Regions from separate parts of the Mus musculus genome. Here region 1 is linked to region 2. The links are chromatin loops, found by intact Hi-C in ENCODE. Cell type or tissue: left cerebral cortex. All regions are shown on one strand. Each heading gives the region's core, and the rest is flanking DNA. Links, peaks and the distances in the headings are about the cores only. Region 1 has its middle 8.3 kb from the start of Gm38753. Region 2 overlaps Gm15997 (predicted gene 15997).

Region 1 (5,374 bases), core at 124-5,123, 150 kb after region 2:
CTGAGGAAGTCTATGCAATTTCTGTCTGTCTGTCTGTCTGTCTGTCTGTCTCACCTTTTACATAGCCGAAAGTCCTACTATGTATAGTCACATGAGTCTGGAAGATTCTAAATGAAGGAGCCCTTGGGTATTTGTAGTTAGCTTGATGACTCCCAGCTTATCAGGTGGCAGAGGGCGTGTGTCAGTTCAGATTTTGGATCACAGGCAGGCTGTGTCCTCTGGGTTTACAGACTTACTTGATTTGGCACACTTGATGCTTTTCGTGGAAAACCTGACTCTTGTTGGAGAAAATCAGTTGACACAACAACCTAAGGGGCCATTTGGCCCAGGAGGCCGTGGTGGCACAGGTTGGCGTCAGATCTCCTTAGACAGTGCCTCCATCAGCTTAACATTGCCACCTTCCTGGTGTCTTTAAGAATATAAGTGGAGGGGCTGGAGAGATGGCTCAGTGGTTAAGAGCACTGACTGCTCTTCCAGAGGTCCTGAATTCAATTCCCAGCAACCACATGGTGGCTCACAGCCGTCTGTAATAGGATCCTATGCCCTCTTCTGGTGTGTCTGAAGACAGCGACAGTGCACTCATATACATTAAATTAATTAATTAATTAATTAATTAAATGCTTTACAAAGAATATAAGCCTGTAACATCATGAGACACTGCTGCCAGGTGCCAATCTCTCAAACACGCTCCTTTCTATTAAGGGAAATTCTAAGCCCTGGCAGGCGCCGTGATAGGGCATCATAGCACAGCGACAAGCTTTTGCATCGAAGGGTCGGTCTGATTCTCGCCCTTATTTTATGTCTTCATAGGAAAAAAAAAAAGTCAAATCAAGTCTATTTCTTCTTTTCCTTCTGGGGGGGAAGTCAGAAGTACTCATCAGGTGTGGAGATACAAACTTGCTTCTTCCCACTGACAACCCCCAACCCCCACTCCCAACACTGAGGGAAGTGTTCACTTCCGCCTAATGAGAGATCCAGAGCAGGAGGGGAGTGTGGTGTGGAGGATAAAGCCCAATCTACTGTTTATTCTGGCGCTAATCACAAGTGGTTTACAGAAAAATGCCCTCATTTGCTTCCAGCAGCTCCAGCCTCTCAGCCATGTGAAAGCTGTCTTCAGAGTCAATTGCCTGTCATTTTACTGATTTATGTTGAACAACGGCAAGGACCCCTCGAGGTATTCGTAGCTGGCTTGATGATTCACAGCGTATAAAGTGACACTGGGCAGTGTGCTTTGGTTCAAATTCCATCAAGATGGAATTTAAATTCCCTCCACTGTGTGTTCGCTGGGGAAATGCTTTGATGAGCAGGACCATTGAGCCTTAAAAGAAGGAGCAAGAGCAACCTGGGCTTCTTCAAATGGTGGCAGAGGCTGAGCCACATCTTCTTTTAGCCCTGGGATGTAAAAATGATACTCGAAGTGTTTAAAACAGCCATCATAGATGAGTTTCCCCAAGGAACGCCGATGAATGACAAAGGACAAAACCCATCCTGTAAGGTCGAAGGACCTGGGGATTCCCCTACTTGTTCAGATTCCTGCTTGTCAATGAACAGTATCTGATTTCCTTGGAACCTTCTAACAGGAAATTCCCTTTAAAAATGTAACTCTTGAAGGAATGGCCTGCTCAATTATTAACCCATTATAATGATTGTCTTCACTTCGGTGTTTCAAATAGTACAGATTTGCTTCCATGCCAGTACCCACACCCCATCCCCTCCAACCCCCCACACACTCACTGTCTGTCCTGAAGCACTAGAAGCCTCCACGTCTTTAGGAGTTACTCTCCCTCTTGGGTCCCGAGAGTCCCCACATGCTAGAAGATTCTTCCATGCTTCTCCCAGGATTCCTGAGCTACAACCCTGAAAACAGACAAGATGGAAGTGGATGCTTGTTTGTTCATTCGTTTGTTTCTTTGTTCATTTTTAAGTCCCCCCTTAAATCAACAAGAAGTCACACAGATGATTTAAGGATAGCCAACTGCTTTCTCCTGCATTTCTCAGATAACAAATTCATACAATGTTTCAACTGAAGATAGACTTTGAGCTCTGACTCGGCCCACAAAGTGAGGAAACCGAGGCACAGGGACTTCCCGAGCTCAACTGAGCCCCGGGATCCTTAAGGATCCAGTCACAAGCCAGACTGAGCTGTCCAAATGAAGGCCGGTTCCAATCTCATCTTACCCACATCTCTAGCTTGGGGGTGGGGGGCGAGGGGGGGTGGGGTGGGGAGTTGGAGGGGGGTGGAGGGGAGGTGGGGACTGCTCAATCCGACCCGTTCATTACTTTTAATTCCTCTCTCAGGCTCCAGTTCCCCCGCCCCTTTTCCCTGTCCCCTGCCCTATTTAGGCGTTTCCAAACTGGCTATGGTCTTTGTGCTCCTGATTTTTTAACTCCTTGCCTTTGAGCTGGGGCAGCTAGATTGAACTAGAGTCCCGGTGCCCTTGATGTGTGCTGTCTTACCTCATCACGCCACTAGGTGGCAGTGTTTCAGAGCAGTCCTGAGCCCTGCAACGTGGCTCTGGGCTGGGCCCGGGTTCTTTCCAGCACAAACAACAGTGAGCTAGCAGGCAGAGCACATATTCGCTGTCGTGCTTGGGAAAAGATGAGCATTCAATATTATGGTAACGAGGAACAGAGGTCTGCAACCTGTCCGCGTGCTTTCAGAGCCTGCTTTATCCACAAGGCTGACATCTGCCGTCACCTTCACAAAGGAATCTCAAGTGGGGAAAGCTGTTTGGGAGGTGCCCTTGAAACGAATTACTGTCACCTTCTGCCCTCTTCGGTTTTTTTTTTTTTCAGCCCACCATTGGGCCCCGATTTCATCCACAAAAAAGCATCAAGCAAAGAAGAAGAAAGGCAATCCCTGGGGCATTATGTGTGTGCTGGACAGGATAGTAATGGTGCAATCCTTCTAATGGCTTTGGTCACTGCAGGATGCTAGCTATTAGAAGGAGCCGTTTTAAGGGAGGAGGAGGGAATGGGGGGACGGTAGGGATATCTGCTGATTACAGTGCGGTCAGGAACAGAAAGTCCATTTAAAGGAACACAGGCATAAAGCTGGACAAAGGGGCGTTGTTTGTGGGCTTAAGGTATATTTAGGGCTTACAGTGTAGCATCTGAATTATTCGTATAGCTCAAACTCTAAGTGCAATGTCTATGATGGGAGACCATTCCAAGAGCTACTTGGCTCCACCCCTTTGTTAGGAAGTCCCTCAGGGAACTATCAGGAATGTGCCCTGAAATCCTTTACCCATTTACATCAGGGTCAATGGAAGACAAGCCAGATGTTTTCCTTTCAAACAGGTGAGAGCCGGATCAAAACTGTGAGGGGCGTGTTTGATTGCCTCGGCTTCTGCTCCAGTCTCCCCATCCCAGCCTCCATGTAAGAGACAGTCCTCAAATCCCACTGGTGGGCCAATCCCTCTTGCTTTACCCTCATTCCTTACTCTGTACTTTGCAACCCCTTACTGGCCTGACACTAAAATGAAGAAACTCCAGTCTTTCCCCAAGTATGACCCATTAGGAAATGAATGAAGTTCTCTCCACTTAAGAAAGCTGGGGCTGGCCTTCCGGGGACTCAGAATGGAGATAAAATGGGGCTTCCCCTCCAGCCAGGCTCTGGCTCAACAGGTAGCAACTGTTGCTCTATGTGTGGATTTTATACCCCGGCTTAAGGAGAAGAAAGATGTCAGTTGCTTAGATACCAGTGCATCCTATCATCAAGCAAAACGTCTGTCTCCTGAACTGAGAGTGCATATAACCCTGAGGAGAGAGAATTCCCGAACACAAAGCGGGGAACACTGGATGCTCTGTGGTGGGATCGAAACCCACACATGGGTGATGCTGATGTGCAGAGAGAGGCACGTGAGGTTACAGAAGCCATCATAGGACGTCTGAATGTGAGACCTCGGAGAAAGAGAGTAGTTTTAGGCACGGGGAAGGCAGGAGTTGTCTGAAGGATGGCCTCATGACCAGGCACAGGGGACAAGAACATATGTAAGGCTATTTACAAAGAAAGCCAGCATGCTTGCCTGTGAAGAGCACGGGGAGTGGGGAGCTCCGTAAAGAAAGGGGGTGAGACAACCAGTAAAGATCTGATCTAAAGAAGAACTAACAACCCACTGAAGTGAGACAGGTCATATTCAGTGCATTTACCTAGGGTAAGGCAGGAAGAGCCCCGGCCCTGCCTCGAAGAGGAACAACCACACAGCCAGACTCCACGGAGATGAGTGAGTCACGCAGAACCTGCCGATTTTAGAAATGAGGTCAGCAGACCAGGAGGCAGCTGCTGTTGACAAGACAGGTCATTCAGTTCCAAGAATAAGGACCATGCTATACCCCAGGGCACCACGAGGGTAGCACCTGGTCAGGAGGGAGGAGGAAGAAGGGTACAGGGCGTCACTGGGCATTGTGGGAGGGAGTGGTCATGGAAGAGTAAGCAGGCTCAGCTTAGGTGAAAATTATGCTTCTTAAGTCTGGGCTCTAGGGACTACCCTGAGCTGGGTACCTGGACTAGCAGTGATGGAGGAAGGTGGAGTGTACCTGTGAGAAAGAGAAGTCAGGAAAGGAGGTGGGCAGGGCAGGGGCTCTGGTTGGTTTACATCTGAGAGCCATGCTGGAGTGGGAGAGGAGAGGCAATTAGCTACTTCCCCTACGACTTCCCCCTCCAGAGTCAGTCAGGAAGGCCCCCAGATGTCCCCCCTCCAGAGTCAGTCAGGAAGGCCCTCAGATGTCCCCCCCTCCAGAGTCAGTCAGTAAGGTATCCAGATGTCCCCCCTCCAGAGTCAGTCAGGAAGGCCCCCAGATGTCCCCCTCCAGAGTCAGTCAGTAAGGTATCCATCCAGATGTTCCCCCTCCAGAGTCAGTCAGTAAGGCCCCCAGATGTCCCCCCTCCAGAGTCAGTCAGTAAGGTATCCAGATGTCCCCCCTCCAGAGTCAGTCAGGAAGGCCCCCAAGATGTCAAAACATCAGACGATAGAAACCAAAAGGCACAGCCAGTGCCCGGTGAGATCATTCAGGACAGTGCGTCTAGCAACGTTATCTCACTGCCCCTAAGGCTGTCACTCTGGGTTGGGTGACTCCTCCTCAGCCCCTCGCTGACTCTGCTCAGCGTCTCCCTTCAGGAATGAGACTCCCAGGAGAGGCCCAAATTGATTCGGTGGCCTCTGTCCAGCACTGGCTGTTCTGCATGGGCAGCTCTTTATGACAGGCTGCCTATGCTGGCTGCTCATGAATCAAGTGTCTACCCGTGGTCTAAGCCATTAAGAGTGGGCTCGTGGCTTGGCAAGCTACACTGAGGACCCCCTCCTGGTAGGGCAGGGGGTGGGGGATGGATGCATTAGCAGAGATGGCCTGAGCATTCCGAGAAGAAGAAAAC
Region 2 (5,374 bases), core at 269-5,268:
CAGTGAATGAATGAAACCAGGTGATCTGGAGCCATCCGAGGGGCATGGGCCACACGGTAACCGGTAACATCACGAACGGGTGGCAGGCAGTGGGGAAAAAACAAACCAACAAACAATCTGGTTTCGCTGTGCCAAGCTCCGAGGCAAGCTTTACAGGGGGTTCTTAGCCTCCCTTGGCACAGATTTCTGTTCAGTTGCTAAGCAGTCAAGCCCCACCCCATGACGGAAGCCAAAGGCCAGACAATAGCTTTCCTCTTCACCCTGAGCCTCGCTGGGCTTCGGTTCATCTCTGACTCAAGAGGAAAAGTTTAAAACATTGAGTCACCAGTAGAAAGCTTCCGTAGCATTCTGGGGGAAACAGCAGTGTGTTGAGGAAGGTCCCCTAAAGCACCTTGCGGACCGTGGTTTCAGATCTACACAGGGTGGAAAATTTTGCCAACTGAGTTCTATTTCCTGTGTATGCACGAATGGTTTCCTCTCCTAAAAGTTTCCTATCACTGGGGCTTAATGACCCACAGTCAGCCCGATGTAAACACATTCACTGAACAGAGATGCTGTGGAGGAGGGGAGCTTGCTTCTCTGTCTCAAGCAGATACCATTGTCTGTGACCAGATCGCCCCAACCAATCACAGTCTCTCATCAGGTTCCTCAACAGGGTCACAAATCCCAGAACACTGTCTGAGGGATAATGTTCTTGAAGCATCCTTCCTTAAGTACAGATGAAAGCTGATCCCATCCCCGTCCCCCAGCCCCCACCCCACCCCCCAGCCCCGCCCCCGCCCCCGTAGTACTGCCTTAGGGAGTAGTAGGGTTGGCCCAGACTTTCCCACAAAGGTCTAGATGGCATCAGTACTGGCTACTAGAAAGGAGTTGGTACAGTCCACAGAGTCACAGATAAGACAAGGGAGGCATTGAACTCTGGCATAATTCCATTTTTAAAATGTCCTGGCAATAAGAAAGTCCTGTAGAAAGTGTAAACCTTATGTACTGATAGGTTGGGGGTGGTGGCTCAGTGGTTAGGACCAGGTTCAGCTCCTAGCACCCACAGAGCAGTATTCGGCTCCAGCAGTAACTCCAGTCCCAGGGGATCTGACACCCTTTCCTGGCTTCTACAGCACTGCATGGATGTGTGCACAGGCAAAATACCACACAAACGAAATAAATAAAAGTTTAAAAAAGTTATGTATTAGTTTAGGGCTGGTGAGATGGCTCATTATCTAAAGGCTCTTGCCACAAGCCTGACAAGCCTGAGTTTGATCCCTGTGTCCCATATGGTGGAAGGAGAGAACTGACTCCTGCACATTGTCCTCTGACTGCCTTATGCTTGCTTGCATGCACACACACACACACACACACACACACACACTTCAGGGCTAGAGAGATGGTTCAGCAGTTAAGAGTGCACACTGCCTCTTTCAGAGGATCCAGGTCAGTTCCCAGCACCCACACCTGTAACTCCAACTCCGGAGCAACCAGCGCCCTCTGCTGGTATCTGCAGCTACCTGCACCCATGTGCCCATCCCCCCCCACAGACCCACATAATGAAAAATAACATATTAAGTTCTCTCTCTCTCTCTCTCTCTCTCTCTCTCTCTCTCTCTCATGAAGCAGATCCCTTAATAAACTTACTGTGGCACAGCCAAGTACTGTTGACAATCGCCTTTTAATGCATGCTATGAGCCTTAGCTCTGCAGACACTGCAAGGACAGTCACCCAGGAAGCAGCCTTCACAAATGTGGTGATAAAAAAGGTCCCTTGTCACAAATCTAGCTCCTCTTATGCTAAGTATGACTGAGTCCCTGGTACCATGGATACAGGACAACAAAGAACTATGCAAACTGGGAGCCTCTGAAATCTACCAGAGCAGGGTCAGGAGACAGATTAGATGACAAAGCAGACTCGGTTACTGCCTCTGTCTTACAAATAATCTTGTTTCTCTTTCACATAACCCCGAAGCTCAGCGAAATGCCAACCTGAGATGCTTAACACTACATTCATTTTAAACCTTTTCCCAGACTAAGGGTAAAAAAAAAATTTGAATGATCATCAAATGAGGTCTTAAATATGGTTTGAAAATGCCATGACTTTTTAACATTCAAACTCAGCTCCGCAAATCACCCGTGATTGACATTTTATTCCATCTCATGGCTGCTAATTAAGAGACACAGATACGAGCAGCCGAGATGAAATCAGCAGGAGCTGCAAGCCATTCTTAAAATAAAACGCAACCTCGATTTGCTTAAATCCTAAATCAGCACACACGGGGTGCCTACCATGTCATTCACATGGACTCCACTAGGGGGCAATGGATGATTGCGTCTACAACTGAAGGGCGCTCGTGATGGCTGCTATCTATGCACTTCAAGTGTGGCAGGCACTTCACACAATGATCAGAGCTGCAGTGGTGACAGGTAGGGAGCAACCAGTCATCGCTCCCAGCGTGTCTGTCAGAAGGATAAGGTGAAATGGGTCATTTGCATTTCCAGCAATCAGCTTGCTTTCTAATGAGCAGCCGGTGCTGCCTGGACCGGTTCTGGCTTCCCTCTCTGGCGTGTGCTGGAAGGCAGTAACCAGGCCAGCCCATACCCAGGAAAGCATCCAAGAAGAGGCAGAGGCAGAGGCAGGGAACTCCACTAACAGGGGCTGGCTGCCACAGGACACCGAGGACATAGAGAGGCTTCCCTCTGCCTCACAGTCCTGCCAACTTCCATTTGGGGAATTCCAGCCTGGAGGCTGTGTGGCCCAAATCCAAGGCACCGTTCCCGTACTAGTCTTTATGAATGGTGCTCCCTACAGCAGGGCAGCGTATTGCTTGTCTCCGCTTCCACCTCGTGGGGCTTGGGTTGCAGATCTCTGTAAGATTTAATACGTCGTGTGCGTGTGTTCGTGTGTGTGTGTGTGTGTGTGTGTGTGTCCCCTGTCTGCTCTCTCTCCTCTTAAGAAAAACCTCTGTTTGAAAAGACATTTCAAGTACCACAGAGAGATGGTGCCTGAGAGAGATTGGGAAGTGGGGGTGGGTTCAATTCTACGCATGCTCCATTTCCTCCTGACCTGCCTAAATCAGCTCACCAGGAAGAGTCTAGAAATTCGTCATCCAGTCACAATTTGTGTTTAGGTCACTCAGTCTCCTCTGCTGGGGCAATCTGCATTTAGGCCTTATTTCTAATTGTGCAGCAAAATTCATCTGAAGGATTTTTCTGTCTTGGCTGAGTGGAGACTCATCTGGGGGAGGCAATGTCCCTCCCTCTTTTGTCAGCAGGGATTTTAGACAGGGTCCTCTATTCCTAGCCTGTGTCTTCAAGTATTTGTTTAACGAGGGACATTTGGTGATCATGAAAGTCTAGAGCCAAGGGCATAGACCAGTCCCCCATCTCTGGAACACAGAAGCTTGGGGGAAACTGCATAGCTGCACTGTACCTCAATTTCTTCATTCTTATAAGCACTCATGGTGACCTCTGCCTTGCGGGGTGTAGTGATGTGAATAGATAGTACTAAAAGCATCAGGCTCCTTAGTGAGCACAATGGGTGTATTAGTGAGCCTAATTTGTATGTTAGTGAGCAGCACACACAGCAGAGAGCACCACACTCACATTAAGGAGCAACATATATAAGTTAGGGAGGACTATGCACATGATAGCAGCACCACTCACATGCTAGGGAGCACCACTCACATGCTAGGGAGGACCACTCACATGCTAGGGAGCATCACTCACATGTTAGGGGACATTACACATTAGTGAGCACCCCTCGAGTGCTAGGGAGCATCACACAGGTTAGGGAGCACCACTCATGTGCTCTTTGAGTGTTCTTGTTCTCATCCCATCTTGTCTGCCTTTCTATTTTCCTTCTTGGTCTGGTCTCAGCCTCAGGACACAAGGGAGTCCCCCCGCTTCACCCCTGGAAAGCACAGTAGACATCATTCTGGTTCTTGACTCGGTACACACACACACACACACACACACACACACACACACACACACAACCTACCTGGTCATCGCCATAGAGGATCAGGCACTTGTCAGGCTCCACGGAGCTAAAGCAAAGACAGAAACAAAACACCATCTTCAGACAGGGCATGGGGAACAGGAGCTGCCTAAGGCCTCTGCATCAAGCCTCCTTTGTCACAGTTTTGGGAGCACACTTGTTCTGATTGGATGTTGAATTTCACTTTGGTGTTTCAGTATCTTGGCCGTATAGAGTTTTCTCTCGAGGACCATGGAGACTTCCTGTCTATACAAGCTTTCTTTTATGTCTTGGGAGAGGTCTTGTGAAGGTTCTTTCTGGGTACATGTGATGTGCCAACCCATGCCTTCAGGCAGAATGGAAGTGGGAGAGAGTGTGGAGTGCTGAGTGTGGGTGGCTGAGACCTGTCATACTTACCGGCAGAGATCAGGCAGAGTGTATAGAGAAGACACACTCAGTCACACAGGATATTGACAATATTAGGTAATATTAGGTAAGAGTGTTTGGATGCTTGAGCCAGCAGCAAGGCCACAATACTATTCACACCCCTTGAGAAAGTTCTCTGCAAGGTCTGGAGAGGTGGCCCAGCAGCTAAAGATATAGGTTCAGTTCCTGGTACCACCTGATGGTTCAGAGCCATTCATGACTCCAGTCTCAAGGGATCTGACATCCTCTTTTAACCTCTGAGGCACCAGGCATGCACATAGTGCACATATATACATGTGGGCAAAGCTATTCATATACATTAAATAAATATATCTGGAAGAAGAAGAAAGAGGAGGAAGAGGAAGAGGAGGAGGGGGAAGGAAGAGGAGGAGGGGAAGGGGGGATGAGAAGGGGGAGAAGGACGGAGAAGGAAGAGGAGAAGGAGGAGGAAGAGGAGGAGGAGGAAGAGGGAGGAGAAGGGTGAGAAGGAGAGAGTAGGAGGGGAATGAGAAGGGAGGAGGAGGGAGGAAGAAGGAGGAAGGAGGAGGGGGAAGATGAAGGAGGAGGGGGAAGATGAAGGAGGAGGGGGAGGAAGAGGAAGGAGAAAGAAGGAGGGGGAAGAAGAAGGAGGAGGGGGAGGAAGAGGAAGGAGGAAGAAGGAGGAGGGGAGGAGGAGGAGGAAGAAGCTGTTGCCAAGATGCCTTTCTGGAGCAGGAAATTGTTTTTCTCTACAGCTTGTATTTCTGCTGTAGAGTTGAAAGAAAGAATGTAGCTCCTTGTCACCTGCAGTCCTGCTTAACTTAAGCTGTCAACTTGACACAGTCTAGAGCTACCTGAGAAGGGAATCTCTATTGAGAGATTGCCTGGAGCAGAACAGCCTGAAGGCACATCTGTGAGCTGTCAGTCACTGGGCAAGTGATCGGTCCACTGTAGAAGCGGGTGACCCAGTGCTGGATGGACTGGGCAAGGGCTCGGTCCACTGTAG

The links. A loop is a pair of places that touch in the nucleus more often than their neighbours do. Peaks named below come from ENCODE experiments on the same cell type or tissue, not always from the same donor. Only the 100,000 strongest peaks of a DNase experiment are listed, where the experiment ranks them.
Region 1: it touches region 2 in a loop (5-fold over the local background); 8 of 42 quality-filtered maps call a loop at or near these places.

Annotation. Positions count from the first base shown.
Region 1 is chr5:149,373,152-149,378,525 of GRCm38, reverse strand. It overlaps a transcript of Medag not described here. Among named protein-coding and RNA genes, the nearest start is that of Gm38753, 8.3 kb to the right of the region's middle. In left cerebral cortex, for the core only: CTCF peaks have their summits at 2,470 (motif pointing right) and 4,348; DNase peaks (open chromatin) are centred at 2,493, 3,728 and 4,269; H3K27ac peaks cover 757 bases.
Region 2 is chr5:149,521,711-149,527,084 of GRCm38, reverse strand. The region is part of intron 1 of Gm15997 (predicted gene 15997); the gene reads left to right. It also overlaps a transcript of Wdr95 not described here. Among named protein-coding and RNA genes, the nearest start is that of Wdr95, 4.3 kb to the left of the region's middle. In left cerebral cortex, for the core only: CTCF peaks have their summits at 1,477 (motif pointing left) and 2,293 (motif pointing right); DNase peaks (open chromatin) are centred at 2,306, 2,650, 2,994, 4,294 and 2 more places; H3K4me3 peaks cover 275 bases; H3K27ac peaks cover 1,441 bases.